Linked DNA regions of Homo sapiens: region 2 is linked to region 1. The links are chromatin contacts, found by Hi-C or POLR2A ChIA-PET in ENCODE. All regions are on one chromosome and are shown on one strand. The core of a region is the stretch at or near the end of the contact, and the rest is flanking DNA. Distances in the headings are between cores, read along the strand shown. Region 1 overlaps LOC102723406 (a long non-coding RNA gene). Region 2 has its middle 73 kb from the start of RFC3.

Region 1 (6,162 bases), core at 831-3,330:
CAAAGTAAAAAGGAAAATCATATACTGGAAAATGTGTAGAAACCACATATAAATTGCAAATTTATTTTAAAAACTCTGCAATAACACAATAGAAATGTCGCAAAGTATGTAAATACGCAGCTTAAGCAAAAAGCTCAAATGGACAACAGCATATGAAAATATGCTCAACTTCACTAGTTCTCACGGAATTGAAAAGTCAAGCGGCCAGGTACCACTTGAAACCGTCATGTCAGCAAATACAATTAATCGGGTGCACTAAGTTTTGGTGAAAATCTTGATCATTGCTGGTGAGCTTGAAAATTAACATAGCCCTCTTGGAGAGCAATTTGTCAATATTTGGCAATGTTGAAACTGACCTATGGCCCAGGAATTCTACTTCTAATTTCTTTCTTTCTTTTTTTTTTTTTTTGAGATGGAGTCTCGCTGTGTTGCCCAGGCTGGAGTGCAGTGGCAGGACCTCGGCTCACTGCAAGCTCCACCTCCCGGGTTCACGTCATTCTCCTGCCTCAGCCTCCCAAATAGCTGGGATTACAGGCACCCACCACCACGCCCGGCTAATTTTTTGTATTTTTAGTAGAGACGTGGTTTCACCGTGTTAGCCAGGAGATGATCTCTGTCTCCTGACCTCGTGATCTGCCCGCCTCGGCCTCCCAAAGTGCTGGGATTACAGGCGTGAGCCACTGCGCCCGGCCTCTACTTCTTCGTTCTTTAGGGTCTACTCCCATATACACTAGGCATGTGTGCTAGTGTAAATGTACAAACATGCTAATTGTATTCTTTGTAATTTAAAAAGTGGGGAAAAAAGTCATGCTCCTGAATAGAATCGATTTAAAAAATAATTGTTTTTATTGAAAAGTTTATTAAACAATCTTAAAGCTAGATTTACATTGATATTCACAATGATAAATTCCTAAAGTGGCCGGTTAAGTGCAAAATGTAAATTGTAAAAAGATATTTAAAGGATATCATTTACATAAATTTAAAAACCATGCAAGATCATATTTAAATAAAACTATGCATGGAAAAAATAAGAAAAATCACGTGGGAACAATATAGACAAATTTAAGGAGGTTCACTCTGGGGAGGGGAGGGATGAAGGTGGGGCCTTACTGTATCTTCAAAGTCTTACTTATTTAAGGAGAAAAAAAAGCAAGTTGTTTCCAGTAATACTAACATCTAAACATCTTGGTGATGATATATTTGTTACTTTTATTGTTAAAAACAAAATTTCTCATTTTATTTTGCATTTTGAAAAAGGAGACAGGAGGAGAGAAGAATCATGGACTCCCTGGGCACAGCACCGCAGGTGGCTTTGCCAGTTCTCCCAGCCCCGCGCTGCTCCTGCGCCTGCGCTGAGCCTCCACGTGTCCTCAGGAGACTTAGCCTAGCCTGGGTATCACCAGCAGTGGGCCAGGCCGCTTTGCCTTCAACTCCCAACAGTAACCTTGCAGAGGTCAGCCTGGGGCCACCAGGAGGAGTTAGTAAGAGCTTATCCTGTGGGGGCACTCACTGGGGCTGGTGGCCGGGAAATCCCAGGTGTTTTGTTGGTTTGAGTTTTGTTGTGTTTTTATTTTTCTTCCGCTGAGATCAGGACTGAAGCAGGGACGCAGTGCTCAGCACGCCCAGCCCACCGCGGGCCACTGCGCGGAGAACCTCTGCCAGGGTCGCCTGCTCACGTCCCCTAATCCGCTCCTGGCGCGCGTTCCTGTCCTCCTCCTGCTGTGACTAGTGTGCATGGAAGGGCACAGTGGTGGCAGAAAGACTTGTGGCGAGATATCAAGATCCACAGGAAGTCATAAGAGAAAAAGCATTTTGTTTGAACTCCACCCACTGACCTTTTGTGGGTGAGCTTTCGGTGAAACAGCAACATCCTCAGAAATCTTAGAGACACGGCTTTGTAACCCGGGGGAGAGACACCGCTTCCAAATATAATTGACGTGGCTTTCCTGCCTTAATTCGGGGTATCCTTTTTCCACCACATAATCTTCCCTTTGTCCGCGCTGATTCCTGTTTAGTTTGGCAGGGCCAGCTGCTGGCAGGCTCCCCCAGTGCTGAATGCTCCGCGCTCCACTGTGCTGGGCCTGCTGAAAAAGCAGACAGCGCTCCCTCTCCCCCAGAATCAGGAGCCAAATGCCACACCGATTGTGCAACTTGTCTCTGGTTACCAGGAAAACGTAAAGAAATGCCAATGAAGCAGAAAGGTCGACAAAATTCTTTCCAACGCTTGAACAAAAAAGGTATTTTTAGGGCCCTAGATTTATGGAAGTCAATTCTTCCACTCCTCGCCAGGCTTTCAAACCTCCTATTCTTTGCACTACATTATTTGAATAAACCGTAAATACCCTTAGTTGCTCTAATAGCAACTGCTGGTCCATATTGTGCAAGGCGGCCATGGTCTGAAGACCTTGTTGAATTTGAAAGACAGAAGTTCCGTTTCTGGCACATAAACTTGAATCAGGGCTATAGTTAAGAGTGCCAGTGAGGTCCACATTTTGACAGCTAGATAAGCAGGTCATTTATTCAAAAGGACTTTGAATCCATGCCCAGAGTCAAATGCAGTCCTTTGTAAAGCCCAGCAGGCTTGAAATAAAAACTTCTTAACTGAGTTGATCAGTGTCCTGCATTTTAGGGGTCAGGAAAGTATTTATGATAAGTTGGAAATGGACAGGGCAGGAAATTCTGGGCCTGGAAGGATGGCTTCCTCACCAGGGACCGCACCACCATATTTTCTAATTTGTGTCTTGAGGGAAAGTTTATATTTTTTGCTGAAAATATTATCTCCTTGTGACAAAACCACAAGTCTGGGAAGAGAACACAAAAGGAATAAAGAACAAATGAGATCTGTGATGCCTCCTGGATAAAACTTTAAAAACCCATAGGCATTGATCAATCCAATTTACTGAATAAATATGTACCAGGTGTTGTGTTAGGTTCTAAGGGGCTAAAATAACTAAGATACTGAACTAAAGTAGAACTATTGGGCTCCTAATGTGATAGTTTTTCCACTATAGACAGCCCTCTTCTTCCAAGGGTCCCTGCCAGGGCTTCCCCTACCCTAAACAGTGCCTTGGTAAAAATTAGGAAAGTCACCCCTTCCTTAAGACACTTGACTTTCCAACAGTGCCTTGGTAAGAATTAGGCGAGTCCTTAAGACACTTGACTTTCCTCTGGCAGAAAATTGCAAAGAAAGTGTGCACAAACCTACAATGTGAATGATGCCTTCCTGTGTGTGTGTGCCTTTGTTTAGGGCACAACCTGACCGGTCTGATCATCAGACACGGTGATCCACACTCAAGATGGGAAAGAAAGCCAGGGGCACAGCCTCCTGGAAGCCCCTACTCCCTGCCTCATCCACACCTTGTTGCAAAAACCGCACCATCCTTTAAGACTTCTCCATGAAGCATCACTTCAGGGAGGCTGTTTTCTTTTTCTCTTGTCTATTCCCCTTCTGGGAATATACCCATTCACCCTGGCCATCAGACAGCCCTGTATATGTCAACCCAAGGTCTCACTCAAGCTCTCTCTCAAAGGGCTCCTGGGCCCCATGCAAATTTAGAATGGAGTAAATTTGCATTAAACAGTTTAATGTGTTGCAGAAAATATCAGAGAATGGCAAACTCCTGTGGCCTGGACTTCTCAGAGTACACAAAAGACCGAAGACTGTTCTAACTTCACAGATGTTCTGTCAAAGGCTCATGTGGCCCCCCAGATAATCTGTTATGCAAGTAAAAACAGTTAATAAGTTGCCTAAAGGCTCGTCTTCCAGTCATTTTTTCCTCTTTAGATCTGAAAGAACTCTTTTGAGCAACTTCAAAGTTCAAATTGTGGTATTAAGTTTGAGTTGAAATGGGTCCTTTCTCTTTTTCTCAGAATTATACTGAAATGAATGTGCTCTGCTGCATCCTGGCATGCACTGGAGATGGGGGTTAGGTCAAAAATGAATAGGATGGTTCCTGCCTTCAAGCAGCCAATAGGAATAAAAATACTTTGCATGTGTAGTTTCCAAATTGTTTTCACATATATCACAACACCCACAGCAGCTTTGAGAGGGAGATGTTATTACATATATTTTATAGGTAAAGTGGATGAGGCTCAGAAAGGGTGAGTCTAAGCTTACACAGTAGTGAATTGAAGTGACACCCGAAACTCTGCTCTAAATTTTATCTTTCCCCAGGCTGAAGCTATAGTCCACAGAGCAAAGTAGTGTGATTAGTGTCACCTTAGTAGTGCAAACAAAGTTGTGGGCACAGAATTAGAGGGAGTAGTTTTCCCTGAGGGTGCAGTAAGGTGGTGTGAGGAATGGGGAAATGGAAGAGAGAAGAGATAGGGTTGCAACTGGTGAGTCCCAGAGGAAGGGCGAATGGCAGCAGGAATGGCCTGGCTTAGCCAAGCACCCAGAAAGGAGAAAGTCAGGCCTTGGTGAATGTTGAGTGGATAACCAAGCACCATTGGTCTGGAAGCTTGAGGGCTGGTCTGGAGGCTTGCAGGCTGTCAAACTCTTGAAGGAGTGAGAGAATGAAGGTCCTGACAGGACAGGCTTTGAGCATAAAGTGATTTCAGTGGACGTGGGAGCCACTCGGATAGTGACAAGCTCAGATTTGTGTTTGGTGGAGAAATGTTAATTTAGCAGCAGGGTGAGGAAGGGATTATCAGAAGGGGTGGGAAAGGACACAAAAGAACTTCCAGGTCCTTTTAGGGCTAAAAGTGCAGATGTGAGATCTCAACCCAGGCAGCAACAGTGGGAGCAGAAGGCAGGGGAGAAGCATGAGATTACAAAGAAACACACCTCAGCTGTTTTAGGGTGTTCAGATGGGGACTTCTAAGTGCACATGAACATAGTCAGTTGTATTCTTTTCCAGTGGAGGGATCCTAGCTTTCAGACATCCCCTTTTGTGGAAGCCAATTAAATGTTTTAAAATTAAAGCAGATTAAAGCAGAGCTGATCTGGCCGAAGAGGGGTGCTTGGATGCCTGGTGCTCCAGCTTCCTGAGGTAGAGCCCTTGGCAACCAGCTCAGCTTGAAAACCAGAGCTCCAGTGCTCCAGCAGGACCCGAAGGCTGCCTAAATAGACCGTATCTCTATGGATACATTCTCCGTGTGTGTGTGTGTGTGTGTGTGTGTTTCTTGGAAAATTGGAATTAGAGTCTTTCCTACTGTCTGTGATTGATTGCAGCCAAATATTGCTATGTAAAAGTTTCAGAATTTCAGGATCCAGAAAAGTAACTGGTCCCTTTGAGACCAATGTTGACCCTACTTGCATTTTCAGCCAGCTGGTGGGCCACAGGTGTTCACTGAGTGTGGATTCTGTGTCCACCCTTCCGCATGTCAGGGGTGCTGCACTGACTGGCAAAGTCTCAGAGCTCAAGGAGCTTCTGTATTAGTGGGGGACACAGGCAACACATATACGTGAGCAAATAATACTTTTAAACATAATCAAGTGCCATGAAAAAAACAAAACAAAACAGGGTAATGTGATTGAGAGCCAAGGAGGCCAGACAATCTGACAAGGTGGTGTTTGACCTGTGATTTTCAAGAAGCAGAGGCTCCCAAGTAGATCTGGGGGACATACATTTCAAACAGCAAGGCCAGCAAGCATCAAGTGCATGAGCCTGGTGCTGGCTCAGTGTGCTAGAGGGTCAAAGACAAGGCTGGGGAGGGGTGAGTGAGTGCAAGAGGGAAAGAAGATAGGATTCTCGTTAGGCAGGCACCGATCACATGGGGCCTGGCTGGACCAACCAGTAGGATTTCATTCTAAATGTTTTTGGAAACTGTCAGGGTCCAGTTGACATGGTAGGGCTCACCCAAGCTGCCAGGTGCATAAGGGACTTTAAAGGACAAGAATAGAAGAAAAGAGGCCAGTTAGGAGAGGGAGGATACTGACTTGGACAACAATTTAATCAACAAGAGAATAGGGTTAGAGATATATTCTGGAGGTAGAGTCAACAGAACTTACTAATGAATTTAAGTGGGATGTCAGGGAACAAAAGCAATCCGCAAAAACCCCTGTGTTTTTGCCTGGAGCAATTTAGTGGGTGGTGGTGTCATTTAAAGAGATGGGGGGACTTGAGGGTGGGAGTCAATTTGGCCTAAGGCAAGGGTTGGGGACTGTGGGCAGAAGCCATGGTTCTGCTTTGGCTCCTAAGTAGCAGAGGTACAGGAGGA
Region 2 (5,683 bases), core at 2,273-4,772, 130 kb after region 1:
TGTTTTAGTTAATGCTATAGTTTGGATATTTGACCCTTCAAACCTCAGATTGAAATATAATCCTCAATGTTGGAGGTGAGGCCTAATGGGAAGTTTTTGCGTCACAGGGTCAGATCCCTCATGAATGGCTTGGTGCCATCTTCAAGGTAATGAGTAAGTTTCGGCTCTATTAGTTCCCATGAGAGCTTGTTATTAAAAAGAGACTACCTTCTTCCTGTCCCTGTGCTTCCTCTCTCACCAGGTGATCTCTGCACTCACTTCCCACCATAAGTGGAGGCAGTCTGAGGCCCCCACCAGATGCAGATGCTGGCGCCATGCTTCTTGTACAGCCTGCAGAACCATGAGGCAAATAAATCCCTTTTCTTTGCAAATTACCCAGCCTCAGGTATTCCTTTATAGAAACACATGCAGACTAAGACAATCTCATTAAATTGGTTAGTTGGAGATAAAGTAAAATCAGTGGCTGGATTAGCTCAGCACGTGTGCTCATTGGATTGTTCTGTAATTGATCACATGTGTAAATCCAAATCTGTTAGTGGACTTACGCTTTTTAATATAGCCTGACAGCATTTCCAAGTTAGTTAATTCACACAGTTATTCAACGTATGTTTATCAATCCCCTGCTTTGTGAGAGCACTATCCTGGGCATTGAAGAGAGAACAGTGATTAGGATTAGACCCCTGCCCTCATGAAGCTTACATTCTAGTGGGTATGATAGACAAACAATAAATGGGTATAGAATAGAATCAGGTAGAGATAAATTCTATGAAATATATTTTTGAAAAGCAGGGGAAGAGGAAAAGGGAGGCAGGGAGTGTTATCTTAAACAGTGGTGGTCAGAAAGAGCCTCTGAAGAGGTGAGATCTGAATTGAGTTCTAAATCCAACCAAGAACATCTAGAGGGAAGAGGAACTGGACAAAGAAAATGAGATGGGAGTGCTTGAAGGCAGCAAGGACCTAAAGTGGCTGAGAGGGAGACAGAGGAGTGTTAGGAGTTAGGATGGAGGCTGAGGGCCAAGTAACTCAGGCCCTTGTAGTCCAGTTTAAAGCTGGATTTTATTCTAACTGTGGTGAGAAGCCCATGGAAGTATTGAGAAGGGCTTGGTGCATTTCTAGGCTATGTTGGCTGCCCTGTAGCAAAGAGACTGAGAGGGAGCAAGTGTGGAAGCCAGCCAGCTGGTTGAATGATTTTACAGGTACAAATATGAGGGGTGAGAGTGGCTATCCACCTTTTTGCAGGCTAACAAATCAGAAATCTGAGGGCTGACTCTTCTCTGCAATTTGTTCTGCATACTGCTGGTCACCCAAGTTTTACCCACAAATGCCACAAGCCACCCAGGCTGAAATGGCTCCTCTCCAGCCTCTAGCCTTCCCAGGTGGCTCAGCCCAGTAACTCACTCAGGACGCCCCATCCCTTTCCCTTGCAGGTGTTACAGCCCCACATAGAGTAGTCTCCACACTGACAGTGAACTCGGCCTCCACCCATTCATCAGTGTGTGTAGAGTCCCAGGTGAGGCCCTGGGATGCCTGGGGCTTGCAATGGCTCAGCTCAACCAGGAAGAAGAAAGCTGGAGAACCTGTTATGTTGTGAGCTCTCAGTGGGAAGAGAAGGGGGAAAGGGAGAGATAAGAGATGTTGCTTTATTTGACTCTTTGTAAACAGCCTCCAGCAGAGTAATGGCTCCATAAATGTTTGCTGAGTGGGTAAAACAAGAAATGATGAACTCATGCAGGGTCCAGACCAGCCATATGGAAAATTCGGGGCTTCATTGTGAAACAGAGGGTGGTTTAGAGAAGGAGGATATGTGAACGAATGGTACTGCTCTCGCACACTGACATTGCCAGGGCAAGTATGTTTTGATGATTATGGATCTGATCTTTCACAATCAACAGACTTCCTGTCTGTCACCTCAGACTTTAGAAACAATGAGAATAAGCTAACATGTAACTGGGAGCTCTTCATGAGAACTGAAAGAGACAACTGGAGCTGTGGTGACAGAGTGGGGCGAGTTGGTGGAGAGGGCAAACTCATTCAGCCTCCCTCATTCCCCTGGCCTTCCAGGCAGAAGCTTCTTCCACCCTGCAGCAGAGGTTATTGCTAAGAGTCCTACAACTTGCCCCTGACTGGTTCCTAGAGAAACTTCTTCCTGCAGGTTTGGGTGCAGAGTGAGCTGTGGCCTTCCAGTTCCCTGCGTGTGCACTCAGGGTGCTTGGAGCATCCTTCAGAAAAGATGGGACCTTGGAAAGTCACTGATTCTTGCTGAGTTGCAACTTCCTCATCTATGTAGGGGAGAAAACTTAGTATCTTTTCTTTATCTCTCACAGTTCATGGCTGAGGCCCATAACAAAATACGGATTAGCAAGAGAAAAGCATAACACATTTATTTAATGCAAGTTTTAAGTGACATAGGCACCTTCAGTAATGAAAACTCAAAGACCCAGGGAAAAGTGTGGATTTTTATGGACAGTCATGCAGAAGTATGACTGGAGGCAAAAGGATATGATCAAGTGGTAATAAGCGGGGGGTACTTGGTAAGGCCTGCTTGTTCAGATTCCTCTTGGCCTCTCTGTGTGACATTCCTTCCCTCCAGCTATAGGACAAGACACCTGTCACATGAAAATCTTCAGGGGAGGAGGGTGGGAGTAGGTCAGAGGTAACCTTCCTAGGTTTTAAGGCCCACTTCAGGGGAGAGAGGGACAAGAGGAATTTCAGTTTCTATGTCCCACTGTAGGGGAGAAGGGGTGGGAGAAGGTCAGAGAGACTATCTTGCTTCTGAGGTTTTCTCAATTTCCTTCAGCATGCTTCACTCAGTATGTCAATATGCCACATTCTGAGGTGGCATTTTTTGCACCTCATCTTCTGTAGTGGGGCCTTTCCTCCACTTTTATTTACTTCACAGAATGATGAACATAGTGGAGGTGATGTGAACGGTAGTTACTATGCTGCTCAGCAAGAGGAAGTGGGGTAGAAGATGGAAGCAGCTTCAGGAGGATTCCAGGCAGGAAGTATATGGGATTAGAGCAGCTGGGTGGAGCAGGGAAGTCCTCCAGGGCAGGGGAGGGGCTACCACTTACAACCTCCAGTCGGAAAGACACAGCACAAAATGGATTCTTTCCAGATTTTTCTACTTGTAATTTTTTTTTAATGAGTACACAGCATTGCATTCCTGTAAAACTTTAATTTTGTTTAAAGAACAAATGCTGCCTACATTCCAGATACTGGTTCTTGCTTCCAGGAGAATACTTGAAATAGATCTTTTCATGAACAAGTGTGTTTGTGGCCAGTGCCCCCATTGGCAAGGCTGTTGAATTAAAAATCCTTAATTTTTTTTTTTTAATTTGTACTCTGTATGTTTACTGAATTACAGAAAGGTACATTCAGAACTTTTGTCTTCTTTCCAAGTGGGTGTCTCAGGAGTCAGCAGCTGCATAAATACACACACAGTTCAGTTAACTGAAATTGGGGATTAATGATGTGTGCTACACCTGCATTTTTAATCTTGCAAAAAAAAACCCATTAAGTGCAAGCATAGAGGATTACGATGAGCCACACACCTGCAGGGAACATGGTGACCTGACGACAGAAATGAGCATGTCTGCTCTGCTGCACAACCACAGGCCAGTCGTCTCCACAGGAGGAGAGTGTTTCAAAGATGCTGATGGGAGGGAGTCCATTGTTATCGTTTCACATAAAGGACAGTGGTAACTGAACATTAGAAAAGAAAAATTGCTGTTCCATTTTTCCTTTATGCAGAAATGAACAACTTATTACAAATTTAACCAGCCTCACTGCCAGCCTTCTCAGCAGTGCCAAGTGATATGAAACAGCAGCAGCAGCAGCAGCCCATGGCATACATTTGAATACACATGGTCCTGTGGCTCACCACACGTTTTGCACTCACCCTCTTTAAAACAGCTTCTGCTTAAACCCCCACTACTTCATCCTTGGGGGCTTAATGCCTTTAGCTAAAGCTAAAGCTTCCTGGAGGCAGTGACCACATCACATCCACCTTCATATCCAACATGTAGTACAGGCTTGTCCCACAACGGATGCTCATTCGGAAGGGCAAGTACTCATTAAATGCTCCATTTAGTAAGAGGACTTATAATATTGCAATGCCCTCTGTTGAATTCCTACTATTGCATTGCCAAAGATGAAACAAAATGATAATAACCAGCATTGGCAGTATTGAGAGAAATGATGAACCTATTTAGAGTTCAAAGTAGCTGTATGGAAAATGTAGGAGTTCATTGTGAAATAGAAAGTGGCTAAAGAGGAGTCATGGTACGTAGACTGTATGGCTGAGATTTCACTTTAGTATTGCCTTTTAATAAAGCAGGTTGGAGGCCGGGCGTGGTGGTTCATGCCTGTAACCCCAGCACTTTGGGAGGTGGAGGCAGGCGGATCACGAGGTCAGGAGATTGAGACCATCCTGGCTAACACGGTGAAACCCCGTCTCTACTAAAAATACAAAAAATTAGCCGGGCATGGTGGTAGGCGCCTGTAGTCCCAGCTACTCGGGAGGCTGAGACAGGAGAATGGCGTGAACCTGGGAGGCAGAGCTTGCAGTGAGCCAAGATCACACCACTGCACTCCAACCTGGGTGACAGAGTGAGACTCCATCTCCAAAAAATAAATAAATAAATAAATAAATAAATAAAGCAGATTGGAAATACCAAAAGGATTAAAATTAGCATATTTTAAAACCAGCAATTCTAAAACATCCTAAGCAACAGCATAAATCATTAATTTGTCCTAATATTTACCTACAAAGAAGTTCATTGCAGCATTGCTTATCATATTAGAAGATTGAAACTAAACGGAATGTCCAACATAAGGGGATTTGTAGAATAAAAGCATACATCTTTCCAAGGGACTATGGAATAGATATTGAAAATGTTGTAAAGGCAGAATATTTCTATATATGGAGAGAAATAAGAAAAGCGGGTTATAAAACATACAATATGGTACACATTTCCTTCTTAGGAAAAAAGAAATGAGGCCTGGGGACTATATACATAATGGTATTTATCTGTGGGTGATGGGATTATGAGTTATTTTTATTTCTCTGTTTTTGTTTATTGGTATCTTATGTTAGTCTGAAATAAATATGTATTATTGGAGTCCAGAATATACTACCCCAAAGTATGACTGTCAAGGAGTTCAGGATATGCTACCCCAAAATATACTGTTTTGGTATGCAGTCAGCCCTCTTTATCCATGGGTTTTGTATCTAAGTATTCAGCTAATTTAAATCAAAACATATTCAAAAAAGAGAAAACAGCAACAACAAAACAATAATAAAAAATAATACAAATAAAAACCTAATATACTGTAACAACTCTTTTTGCAACATTTACATTGTATTAGGTATTATAACTAATCTAGAGATGATTTAAAGTATATGGAAGGATATATATAGATTATATGCAAATACTATACCATTTTATCACCATTTTATCATGCATACACACACATGTTAACCCAAAATAACTGAGACAGGTTTCAGTCAATTTAGGAAGTTTATTTTGGCAAAGTTAAGGATGCAAGCCCATGACACAGCCTCAGGAGGTCCTGACAACATGTGCCCAAGGTGGTCCAGTCACATTTTAGGGAGGCACCAGATATCATTCAATATATATAAAATGTACGTTGGTTCCATCTGGAAAGGCGGGACAACTCA

Evidence for each region. A loop is a pair of places that touch in the nucleus more often than their neighbours do. ChIA-PET counts read pairs that join two places held with the same protein, here RNA polymerase II (POLR2A). Pooled maps may share reads with other maps.
Region 2: a loop to region 1 is called in a pooled map, with 4 times the contacts of the local background. The contact joins two enhancer-like sites. A Hi-C loop is called at or near these places in 5 of 50 pooled maps. POLR2A ChIA-PET finds 5 or more read pairs at or near these places in 3 of 52 experiments (CD8-positive, alpha-beta memory T cell, activated CD4-positive, alpha-beta T cell and activated T-cell).

What each region holds. Positions count from the first base shown.
Region 1 is chr13:33,609,176-33,615,337 of GRCh38, forward strand. LOC102723406 (a long non-coding RNA gene) reads left to right here. Exons shown (of 6, transcript XR_007063750.1): 5 at 1,258-1,453; 6 at 1,592-2,603. It also overlaps a transcript of STARD13 not described here. Among named protein-coding and RNA genes, the nearest start is that of RFC3, 210 kb to the right of the region's middle. Within about 2 kb of position 2,081, at least 25 of the 41 ENCODE cell types and tissues checked have a DNase peak (open chromatin) inside an H3K27ac peak, as active enhancers do.
Region 2 is chr13:33,742,234-33,747,916 of GRCh38, forward strand. No RefSeq gene overlaps it. Among named protein-coding and RNA genes, the nearest start is that of RFC3, 73 kb to the right of the region's middle. Within about 2 kb of position 3,523, at least 10 of the 41 ENCODE cell types and tissues checked have a DNase peak (open chromatin) inside an H3K27ac peak, as active enhancers do.